Regions from separate parts of the Homo sapiens genome. Here region 2 is linked to region 1. Evidence: chromatin loops called from intact Hi-C (ENCODE). Cell type or tissue: breast epithelium. All regions are shown on one strand. Each heading gives the region's core, and the rest is flanking DNA. Links, peaks and the distances in the headings are about the cores only. Region 1 has its middle 24 kb from the start of LINC01987. Region 2 has its middle 19 kb from the start of LACAT1.

Region 1 (5,376 bases), core at 101-5,100:
TGGCAGTTGCCTCTCCCCGACTCCACCTGCCCCTCACCTCTGGGCTGGAGGAAATGTACTTAACATCCCTCAGCTCTTCCTATTACCCAAAGTGTATTAGTCCGTTTTCACACTGCTGAAAAAGACACACCCGAGACTGGGCAATTTACAAAAGAAAAAGGTTTATTGGACCTACAGTTCCACATGGCTAGGGAGGCCTCACAATCGTGATGGAAGGCAAGGAGGAGCAAGTCACATCTTATGTGGATGGCAGCAGGCAAAAAGAGCGTGTGCAGGGAAACTCCCATTTGTAAAACCATCGGTTCTTGCAAGACTCATTCACTATCACGAGAACAGTGCAGGAAAGACTCCCCCTCTCCTTAATTCAATCACCTCCCACTGGGATCCTCCCATGACACGTGGGAATTGTGAGAATTACAATTCAAGATGAGATTTGGGTGGGGACATAACCAAGCCATATCACAAAGATTCCTGGAAGACCCCACTCCAAAGTAGCAGAAGTCACATGGGACATCCTGTTTCTCTCTTGGGCCCCGGAATTGATACAGCCTGGTGTTAGCTTCTGTATGCATGGTGCAGGCGATGCAGGCACCCAGGCTGTGGTGCTGAGACGAACTGCCGGGAAAGGCGTCCACCCTGCAAGAAGAATCACAGCCATCCTTTGGTAGGCACTTCATATGTACCACCCATTGTCCTTCTTAGAAGCCTCACAAATGACCCTATCTGTTAGGAACACTGACTATACCCATTTTACAGATGAGGACATGAAGCACAGAGGAGTTAAGTCATTTGCCCAAAGTCACACAGCTAGTAAACCAATGGACGGGGACTCCAGGGAGTTTGCTTGCAGAGTCTGTGGTTGTAGTGGCCCATTCTCTTGCTGATCTAAGGACATACCTGAGACTGGGTAATTTATGAAGGAAAGAAGTTTAATTGACTCACAGTTCAGCATGGCGGGAGAGGCCTCAGGAAACTTACAATCATGGTGGAAGAGAAGAAGAACAAGGGCTGAGTGAAGGGGGAAACCCCATATATAACCATCACATCTTGCAAGAACTCACTATCATGAGAACAGGAAGAGGGAAACTGCCCCCATGAGTCAATTATCTCCACCTGGTTCCTCCACGACACATAGGGATTATGGCAACTATAATTCAAGATGAGATTTGGGTGGGGACACAGCCAACCCAAAGCAGTGGTCTTAACCATATTGGTCCTGATTGTCTGTTCAGTGTCTTCCCCCAGGGGCCACAATTCACTATTAAGATTTTTCTTTGAATTTGTGTTTTCTCAGGCAACAAAAACTATTACTGACACAGCACATTAGCCCTGATCCATGCAAAAGGGAGGGTTCATGAATTAGGAATCCAGATCCCAAAGGGAATTTGCAACTAAGGACAGAGCAAGCATGATGGGTTGGGGAGGGGACAGTTGGGTGCCCTCTCCTCAAATAAAGTCACCAATTCATGGTTTTCCCTGCTGTTGTCTGGGTATTTTATTTTCCCTTTACAATTACTTGTCTGGGCTGCAAGAGAGATCAAACATGAAGAAATAAAATCTTGCGACAGTTTGCTGAAACTACCACAAGGACAAAAACCCAAATACCGCATGTTCTCACTCATAGGTGGGAATTGAACAATGAGAACACATGGACACAGGAAGGGGAACATCACACTCTGGGGACTGTTGTGGGGTGGGGGGCGGGGGGAGGGATAGCATTAGGAGATATACCTAATGCTAAATGACGAGTTAATGGGTACAGCACACCAACATGGCACATGTATACATATGTAACAAACCTGCACGTTGTGCACATGTACCCTAAAACTTAAAGTATAATAATAATAAAATTAAAAAAAATCTTAATCCAATAATCTACCTAACTGGAGATTACCATTATTAAAATCCTGCCATATTGTTTTCAGTCTTTTTTTTTTTTTTTTGCATGTTGAATTTTCTATTTCATTTGTTTGACGACATGAATAAAAATTAATTGATTACTAAAAATGCTTTTTACTCTGGAGAGGTACAGATAAAGAAAGCAAACAAAAGGACCAAAATTGTGCTACCCAATAACCCTGCTAACATTTGAAGTATGAATAAAAGTCACACACACATAAAGTTAGAAAACAGACCACAAAAGGGGGCCACTGTGAAAGTCACCTTCCCATCAACCTAGCTCTTTCCCCCAAATTAACTTAACAGTTTCTGTGATTCTTTCCAGAAAAAAAAAATGCATCCACCTGCATTTGTGGATCTACTTATATAAACTCTTTCTTCTTTGCATCCCTTCCAGGCATTTTCTATGCACATATTTTTCACACGGCTGAGATGATGCTGCAAGTGCAGCTGTATCTTGCCCTTTTCACCTGACACTCTGTGATAAGCCTTCTGAGATTGCTTTGTAGCAGGAGCCTCCAGGGCCCTACCCTCAAGAGGCAGCTCTCTGGGCAAGCATGCCTGGTTCTCTGGCAAAAGACTACCAGGAGGAGGAAGGTTTCAATGCCAGCCTTCCAGCAGATGGAAGGGAATAGCGCATGGCTGCTGTTTGTGCATGCTTATTTTCAGATCAATCCAGCCAACATTTCTTAAGCACCTACTGTGTATGTCATCGCACAGAGACAATTTGCCTGGCTTATTTCTGCAGCATCTTTCTCTAGGAAGGTGGAAGTAATATTGTGAATAGCCTTGAGAGCATTCACATGTTAGAGTGGAACAGCCAGGAAACAGCTGTTCCAAAGGACTGCAGAGTTAATCCGAACACCTCCGCCTCCAGTAGTGGCTTCAGAGTCTGAAACCATTTTTCTCTTCGCTTCTGTGCAATGCAGCCACTGACAGCAGCAAATATGTCCCTGACAGTAGTGGGAAGAGGCTGGTAGTCGAGTGATGGTTTCAAGCAGTTTGGGGCCAGGTGGGGAAATGGCACAGAGGACAGGGAGGCAGTGGAAGGCCCCCCTGCAGCTGTTGGGAGCCCCAGGCCAGGTCAGCAGGCACAGCATTTGTCAAGGCAGCCCATGACATTGAGGTTGGGCTGCAGAACCGGGTTCCTGGACCTGAAACCAGAGATATATCCCCAGTGCTGTGGGTCTCCACATGGCCAGTCTGGACATGGGGCTTCAGCAAAGCTAGAGTGAACATCTCATGGCTCATCAGAGCCTACAGATGTGGGTAGCAGAGCACAGCAGCTGCACACAGGCTCAGGTCAGTTAGATCTGGAATTTCTCTTCCTGGAACAGGGGCTTGGCAAGGATGCATAACCACCATGGGTCTCAGCATCCTCATCTGTGAAATGAGCACAGCAATACCCTCTTCCTTGGTAGGTTAAAGTACACACACAGTCAACAAATGGTGACCAATACTATAGTATACAGCATTGTTCGGCCTCTCAGCAGATTGTATTAGTTTCCTGGGACTCCCATAGCAGTACTCCCATTGTGCGTATGTTATACCTTTTATAGTTGTTCCACAGTTCTTGGATATTCTATTGTGTTTTCCTGAGTCTTTGTTCTCTTTCTTTTTTAGTTCTGGAGGTTTCTATTGATATAGCCTCCAGTTCAGAGATTCTTTGTTCAGCCCTATCCAAGCTAACTGATAAGCCCAACAAAGTCAGTCTTCATTTTTGTTAGTGCTGTTGTTTGCCTGCATTTCCTTTTTGGTTTTTCTCAGGGTTTCTGTCTCTGGTTACATTGCCCACCTATTCTTGCATGCTGACTACTTTATCCATTAGAACCCTTAGCATTAACCCACCCCTTAATTTGCATGTAATTGAAAGTGGGTTTACATGAGTATAAATAGAGTTGCCAACAGCCCATACGTTGCTGACTCTAGGTGCACTGCCTATGAGTTAGCCCTGTTCTGCAAGGAGCAGCTCTGTTTCAATAAAAGATTGCTGTCTAACACTGCTGGCTTCCCCTTGAATTATTTCCTGGATGAAGCCAAGGACCCTCCTGGGCTAAGCCCCAATTTTGGGGTGTGCCTCTCCTACATCAGAACTACCATATGATCCAGCAATTCCACTTCTAGGTATACACTCTAAAGAACTGAAAGCAGGGTTTTGAAGAGGTATTTGTACACCCATGTTTCTAGAAGCATTATTCACAATAGTTAAGAGGTGGAAACAACCAAAGTGTCCATCAACAGATGAACGGATAAGCAAAATATGGTGTATACATTACAGTCGATTATGATTCAGCCTTAAAAAAGGAAAGCCTGACACATGCTAAAACACAGATGAACCTTGAGGACATGATGCTGAGTGAAATAAGCCAGGCACAAAAGGACGACTATTGTAAGAGTCCACTGATATGAGGTACCTATAGCAGTCAGACTCATAGAAACAAAGTAGAATAGTGGTCACCAGGGCCTGGGAGAGGGGAATGGGAAGTCAGTGTTTAATGAGGATAGAGTTCCAGTTTCATAAGATGAAAGTGGTATAGAGATGGATGGTGGTGATGGTTATACAACATTATGAATATATTTAATGCTACTGAACTGTACAATTAAAAATAACTAAGATGTTAAATTTTATGTTACATATATTTTACCCCAGTAAAAAAAAAAATAGATAAGATGAAAAAGTGAAAGAGAAAAAAAAACATTCTCAGAATTGAGGGAATTTGTTGCCAGTAGACTTGGCTGGCAAAAAATGTTAAAAAGAAAATTTCTTTAGAGAAAACAATATAGGTAAGAAACTCAGATCTGCATAAAGAAAGGAAGTGCATTAAAGAAAGGAAAAGTGAAGGTAAAATAAAAACTTTTATTTTTCTTATTCTTGATTGACCTGACAGACAGCAGTTGGTTCAACATAATAATAGCAATGATGTATTCAGTTACATAAGCTTATGTAGTGTCTTATATATATATTGTGCTTATGTATGCTGATCTATAAGTGAACTGAATTGCAGCAATTGTAATGGAATCCAGGTTTGACTGTTTGCTGCCTGAAAGCCAGCCACTAGAGACAAGGGTTGGTAGGAAGAAAAGCAGGTTTATTTGGAAAGTCAGTCAAACCAAGAGGATGGCAAACTAGCATTCTAAAGTACCATTTTCAGTTTTTCAGGCTGGCCAGAGGGTTTTTATGGGTGAGGGGATATGGGGAGGCTACGTGCAGTGGTTGGGATCAAGAGGTGACCGAGGACCACAAACATTTGGGTGCCAGTGAGGGGTCGAGGAGGTTGGGAACTTTTCTGTCCTTGGTTAGGTCACAATGCTTCTGTAAATCTCCAACAAAACAGACTTAGTTGTTTACAAACTTCCCCTTTGATATGGTTTGGCTGTGTCCCCACCCAAATCTCATCTTGAATACTAGTTCCCATAATCCCCACGTGTGGTGGGAGGGGCTTGGTGGGAGGTAACTGAATCATGGGGGTGGTTTCC
Region 2 (5,376 bases), core at 64-5,063, 470 kb after region 1:
CTTATAAAACCATCAGATCATCTGAGAACTCACTCACTATCTCGGGAACGGTATAGGGGAACCGCTGCCATGACCCAATCACCTCCCACCAGGTCCCCCCTTCAACACATGGGAATTATGGGGATCACAATTGGAGATGAGACTTGGGTGGGAACATAGAGCCAAACTAAATCACTAAATCAGTCTCTTTCTTTCTTTTCCTTTTTTTTTTTTTTTTTTTTTTTTTGAGACGTAGTCTTGCTCTGTCACCCAGGCTGGAATGCAGTGGTGTGATCTTGGCTCACTGCAACCTCTGCCTCCTGGGTTCAAGCAATTCTGCCTCAGCCTCCCTAGTAGCTAGGATTATAGGCGCCTGCCACCATGCCTAGCTAATTTTTGTATTTTTAGTACAGATGGGGTTTCGCCACGTTGGCCAGGCTGGTCTTGAACTCCTGACCTCAGGTGATCCGCCCGCATCAGCCTCCCAAAGTGCTGGGATTACAGGCATGAGCCACTGCACCCAGCCTCTTTTCTCTTCTGTTTTCTTTCTCTCTCTTTTCTTTCTCTCTCCTTTCTTTCCTTCCTTTTTTTTCCTTCCTTCATTTTCCTTCCTTCTTTCTTTCTTTTTTGACACAGGGTCTCTCTCTGGAGTGCAGTGGTGCCATCACAGCTCCCTGCAGCCTTGACCTCCCAGGCTCAAGCAATCCTCCCACCTCAGCCTCCCAAATAGCTGGGACTACAGGCATATGCCACCATGGCCGGCTAATTTTTTTGTATTTTTTTGGTAGCGACAAAGTCTCCCTATGTTGCCCAGGTTGGTCTTGAACTCCTGGGCTCAAATGATCCTCCCACCTTGGCCTTCCAAAGTGCTGTGATTACAGGCATGAGCCACTGCACCTGGCCTTGCTGGTTCTTTAAGAGCCCCAGCTAGGACACTTGGAGACGAATGGGTCTTGCCTTTTTACCTCAGCTGGCTAACACTACAATGCCCCTTAGATTGAGAGATGTTCACTACATATTTTGAGAGACAGAAAAACCAATATTCTTTAGTTTGTTTTTTTTATTTTGGGTTTTTTGTTTTGGGCTTTTGTTTTGTTTTTTGTTTTTTTCTTGAGACGCAGTTTCGGTCTTGTCACCCAGGCTGGAGTGCAGTGGCACAATCTCGGCTCACTGCAACCTCCGCCTCCCAGGTTCAATCAATTCTCCTGCCTCAGCCTCCTGAGCAGCTGGGATTACAGGCGCCTGCCACCACGCCTGGCTAATTTTTGTATTTTTAGTAGAGGGGGTTTCGCCATGTTGGCCAGGCTGGTCTCGAATTCCTGACCTCAGGTGATGCACCTGTCTCAGTCTCCCAAACTGCTGGGATTATGGGCATGAGCCACCATGCCCAGCCTGTTTGTTTTTTGAGAGAGGGTCTCTTGTTCTGTCACCTAGGCTGGAGTGCAGTGCTGCAATCTTGGCTCGCTACAACCTCCACATCCTGGGCTCAAGCGATTCTTCCACCTCAGTCTCATAAGTAGCTGAGACTGCAGGCTCGCGCCACCATGTCTGGCTACCAGGTTCTATTTAGTTTTTTTTAAAATAAAAATCTGCATGCCTCTTTCAAATCTGTAGTGGGAATCAGACCCCGCACAGGAAATGTCCATCAACTCCAGGGGCCCGGAAATGGCACTGGCCAAAAACACACGCCTGGCAGAGCCGAGCTGGTTTCCGGAAGAATGTGTCAGCAAAGCATCCCCACTTTTCTCCAGCTTGCATTTTCTCTTCAGCTTTCTCTTACGCTTTTCCAAACCACACAGCTTCTTGGGAGGCATGTTGAAGTGTTTAAAAATGAAGCAATAAAAATAAATCACTTGTTCTCGGAAGACAGCCGGCTGGTTATTTAGCTGCATGTTTCAGCGGACTAAATGCTGACACAGGGCTGTTCCTCGGGCACCCAGGCAGCTGTGCCGCAGACAGGGTGCCTCAGAAAAGACTCTTGTCATGTCCACCAAAGGACATTCTGCTCCCTGTGGTGGCCAAAAACCCCTTCACGCTGGGGCTACACAATGTGATGTTAGCACTGTGTTTTTTTTATTCCTGGGTTATTTCCACACTCCTTTTTTTTTTCTTTTGGAGACAGTTTCGCGCTTGTTGCCCAGGCTTGAGTGCAATGGTGTGATCTCCGCTCACTGCAACCTCCGCCTCCCAGGTTCGAGTGATTCTCCTGTCTCAGCCTCCCAAGTAGCTGAGATTACAGGTGCCCATCACCACACCCAGCTAATTTTTTGTAGAGAGGAGTTTTCACCATGTTGGCCAGGCTGGCCTCGAACTCCTAACCTCAGGTGATGCACCCGCTTTGGCCTCCCAGAGTACTGGGATTACGGGCATGAGCCACCACGCCTGGCCACCACACTCCTCATAATTGTCTAATTGTCCCAGGCAGCCACCCAGCCGGCCCTGGCCCTCCCTGGTGATCTGCTGGGGCTCCTCTCACCACCCCGATGCCCTTCCCACCCTAGACCCAGCATCAGTTCCCTAAAGGGTTTCTCCAGAGTTTCAAAGAGCTGGCCATAAGCTTTGTCATGCAGACACTGAATCTAGAGGACCATTTAGGACTCATTAAAAGCTCGACCTCACTCCTTACACAAAACCCACCAGATGCATCAGAGATTTCAGTGTAAAAAAATAAAGCCATGAAGGCCGGGTGCGGTGGCTCACGCCTGTAATCCCAGCACTTTGGGAGGCCGAGGCAGGAGGATCACTTGAGTTCGAGACCAGCCTGGCCAACGCAGTGAAACCCTGTCTCTACTAAAGATACAAAAATTAGCTGGGCATCATGGCACGTGCCTGTAATCCCAGCTACTTGGGAGGCTGAGGCACGACAATCACTTGAACTCGGAGGGGAAGGTTGCAGTGAGCCGAGATGGCACCACTGCACTCCAGCCTTGAGTGAGACTCTGCCTCTAAACAAAATAAAAATAAAATTTTAAAAAGCCATGAAAGTACGAGAAAAAAAGGTAGGAGGAGAATTAAACATGCAAAAGTCGTTTCCAAGCTGATACAAAACCCAGAGGCTACTGAGAAAGAGAATACCTTTGACCTCATAAATATTACGACTTTCATTGCAGCAGGTGGGGTTGAGGGGAGGAAGTCAAAGTCAAATGAGAAAAGGCAGCTGTTTCCCATCTCACTCAGAACTCAAGCCAAAAAGCTGGTGTCCTTACCAAGACCCATAAGGCCTTGCAGGACCTGACCGGCCCCCCACACCCGCCAAGTCCCGCTGACCTCATCCCTGTATTTGTCAGAATGAACTCATTTTTGCTGACCTCATCCCTCTATTTGTCAGAATGAACTCATTTTTGCTGACCTCATCCCTGTATTTGTCAGAATGAACTCATTTTGCTGACCTCATCCCTGTATTTGTCAGAATGAACTCATTTTTGCAGTGGTGACAAATAAGCCCTGATGTCTCCAAGACACGATACACTACAGATTTACTTCTCGCTCACGCTAAGTCCAGAGCGAGCCAGGCAGCTCCCCAGAGCAGCAGCGGCTCCACGCGGTGACTCACCCATCCAGGCTGCCACAATCTTGTTTCAACAAACTCAATGCGTGGCCTCCAGCCATCATCAAGAAGCAGAAGGCAGGCCAGGCATCGCTCACCTGTTCCTCATGCCTCTGCCCAGGAGTGGCCCACGTTCCTTCCCGTCGTGGGGGCCTGGGCCAACTGCGCGGTGCCGCCTGTCTGTAGCGGGGCCGGTTATGGGGGTGGCCATGAATTATTTGGTGAATGTGCCTCCCTCTCCCGCAGCTCACTCGCCCGGCTACACTGACTCTGGTGCTTTATCTTGAACACCCTGAACTCCTGTCTCATGGCCTTTAAATTAGCTCTTCTCTCTTTCTGGAATGTTCTTCTCCAGGGAATCTGCTTGGCTGGTTCCCTTACCTCCCTCAGTGTAATTCAACAGAAAAGCATCAAAGAATGTAATTAGAACATGGGCAAGAGATATGAAATATTTTACCAAAAAGGATATACGGATGGCAAATAAGCACGTGAAAAGACGTTCAATATCGTGAGCCATTAGGGAAATTCACATTACGACTACAATAAGATATCACTGCGTTAACTATCAGAACGGCTGAAACAAAAAATGGTGGCAACACCAAATGCTAATGAGGATGCAGAGAAATAAGATCACGCACACACTGCTGGCGGGAACAGTACAGTTACTCTGGAAAACAGTCTGGCAGTTTCTTTTCTTTTTTTGAGACGGGATCCCACTTTGTTACCCAGGCTGGGGTGCAGTGGTGTGATGTCGGCTTATTGCAACCTTGACCTCCTGGGCTCAAGTGATCCTCCCACCTCAGCCTCCTAAGTAGCCGGGACCACAGGCACATGCCACCATGCCTGACTAATTTTCTGTATTTTTAGTAAAGATGGGATTTCACCATGTTGCCCAGGCTGGTCTCAAACTCCTGAGCTCATGTGACCCTCCTGCCTTGGCCTCCCAAAGTGCTGGGATTACAAGCGTGAGCCACTGCGCCAGGACAGCAGTTTCTTATCAAACAAAACACGCAACTAACTACCACATGACACGGCGGCTATTGTACTGCCTGGAAAAACGAAAGTTTACGTCCACATAAAAATCAGTACACCTGCCTCAGAAGGAGCAGGCATCAAAAAAAAATTGGGACTGGGCACAGTGGCTCATGCCTGTAATCCCAGCACTTTGGGAGGCCAAGGCAGGTGGATCACTTGAGGTCAGGAGTTCGAGACCAGCCTGGCCAACATGGCGAAACCCCGGTCTCTACTAAAAATACAAAAATTGGCTGGGCGTGGTGCTGCACACTTGTAATCCCAGCTACTCGGGTGGCTGAAGCAGGAGAATCACTTGAACCTGGAAAGCGGAGGTTGCAGTGAGCTGAGATCACGTCACTGCACTCCAGCCTGGGCAACAGAGTGATACTCTGTCTCAATAAATAAATAAATAATAAGACTGGTGGATTGTCCCAACATTGATAGCCTGGTTGTGGTAGCGAATTATAATTTTGCAAGATGTTGCCATTGGCGGAAAATGAGTAAAGGGTCAAAGGAATTTCTCAGTGTGATTTCTTGCAATTGCATGTGGATCTACAATTATCTCCATCAAAATTTTAATTAAAAAACAGACACAAGGGCTGGGCGTGGTGGCTCACACCTGTAATCCCAGCACTTTGGGAGGCTGAGGTGGGCGGATCACCTGAGGTCAGGAGTTCGAGACCAGCCTGGCCAACATGGTGAAAACCCATCTCTATTAAAAATACCAAAAAAATTAGCCGGGCATTGTGGCCAGTGCCTGTAATCCCAGCTACTCGGGAGGCTGAGGCAGGAGAATAATCGCTTGAACCTGGGAGGCGGAGGTTGCAGTGAGCCGA

Evidence for each region. Peaks named below come from ENCODE experiments on the same cell type or tissue, not always from the same donor. Only the 100,000 strongest peaks of a DNase experiment are listed, where the experiment ranks them.
Region 2: it touches region 1 in a loop (7-fold over the local background); 1 of 110 quality-filtered maps calls a loop at or near these places.

Annotation. Positions count from the first base shown.
Region 1 is chr17:77,702,293-77,707,668 of GRCh38, reverse strand. No RefSeq gene overlaps it. Among named protein-coding and RNA genes, the nearest start is that of LINC01987, 24 kb to the left of the region's middle. In breast epithelium, for the core only: no CTCF peak of the experiment used is centred there; no DNase peak of the experiment used is centred there.
Region 2 is chr17:77,231,998-77,237,373 of GRCh38, reverse strand. No RefSeq gene overlaps it. Among named protein-coding and RNA genes, the nearest start is that of LACAT1, 19 kb to the left of the region's middle. RefSeq lists enhancers at 1,533-1,827, 2,952-4,151. In breast epithelium, for the core only: no CTCF peak of the experiment used is centred there; no DNase peak of the experiment used is centred there; H3K4me3 peaks cover 843 bases; H3K27ac peaks cover 1,469 bases.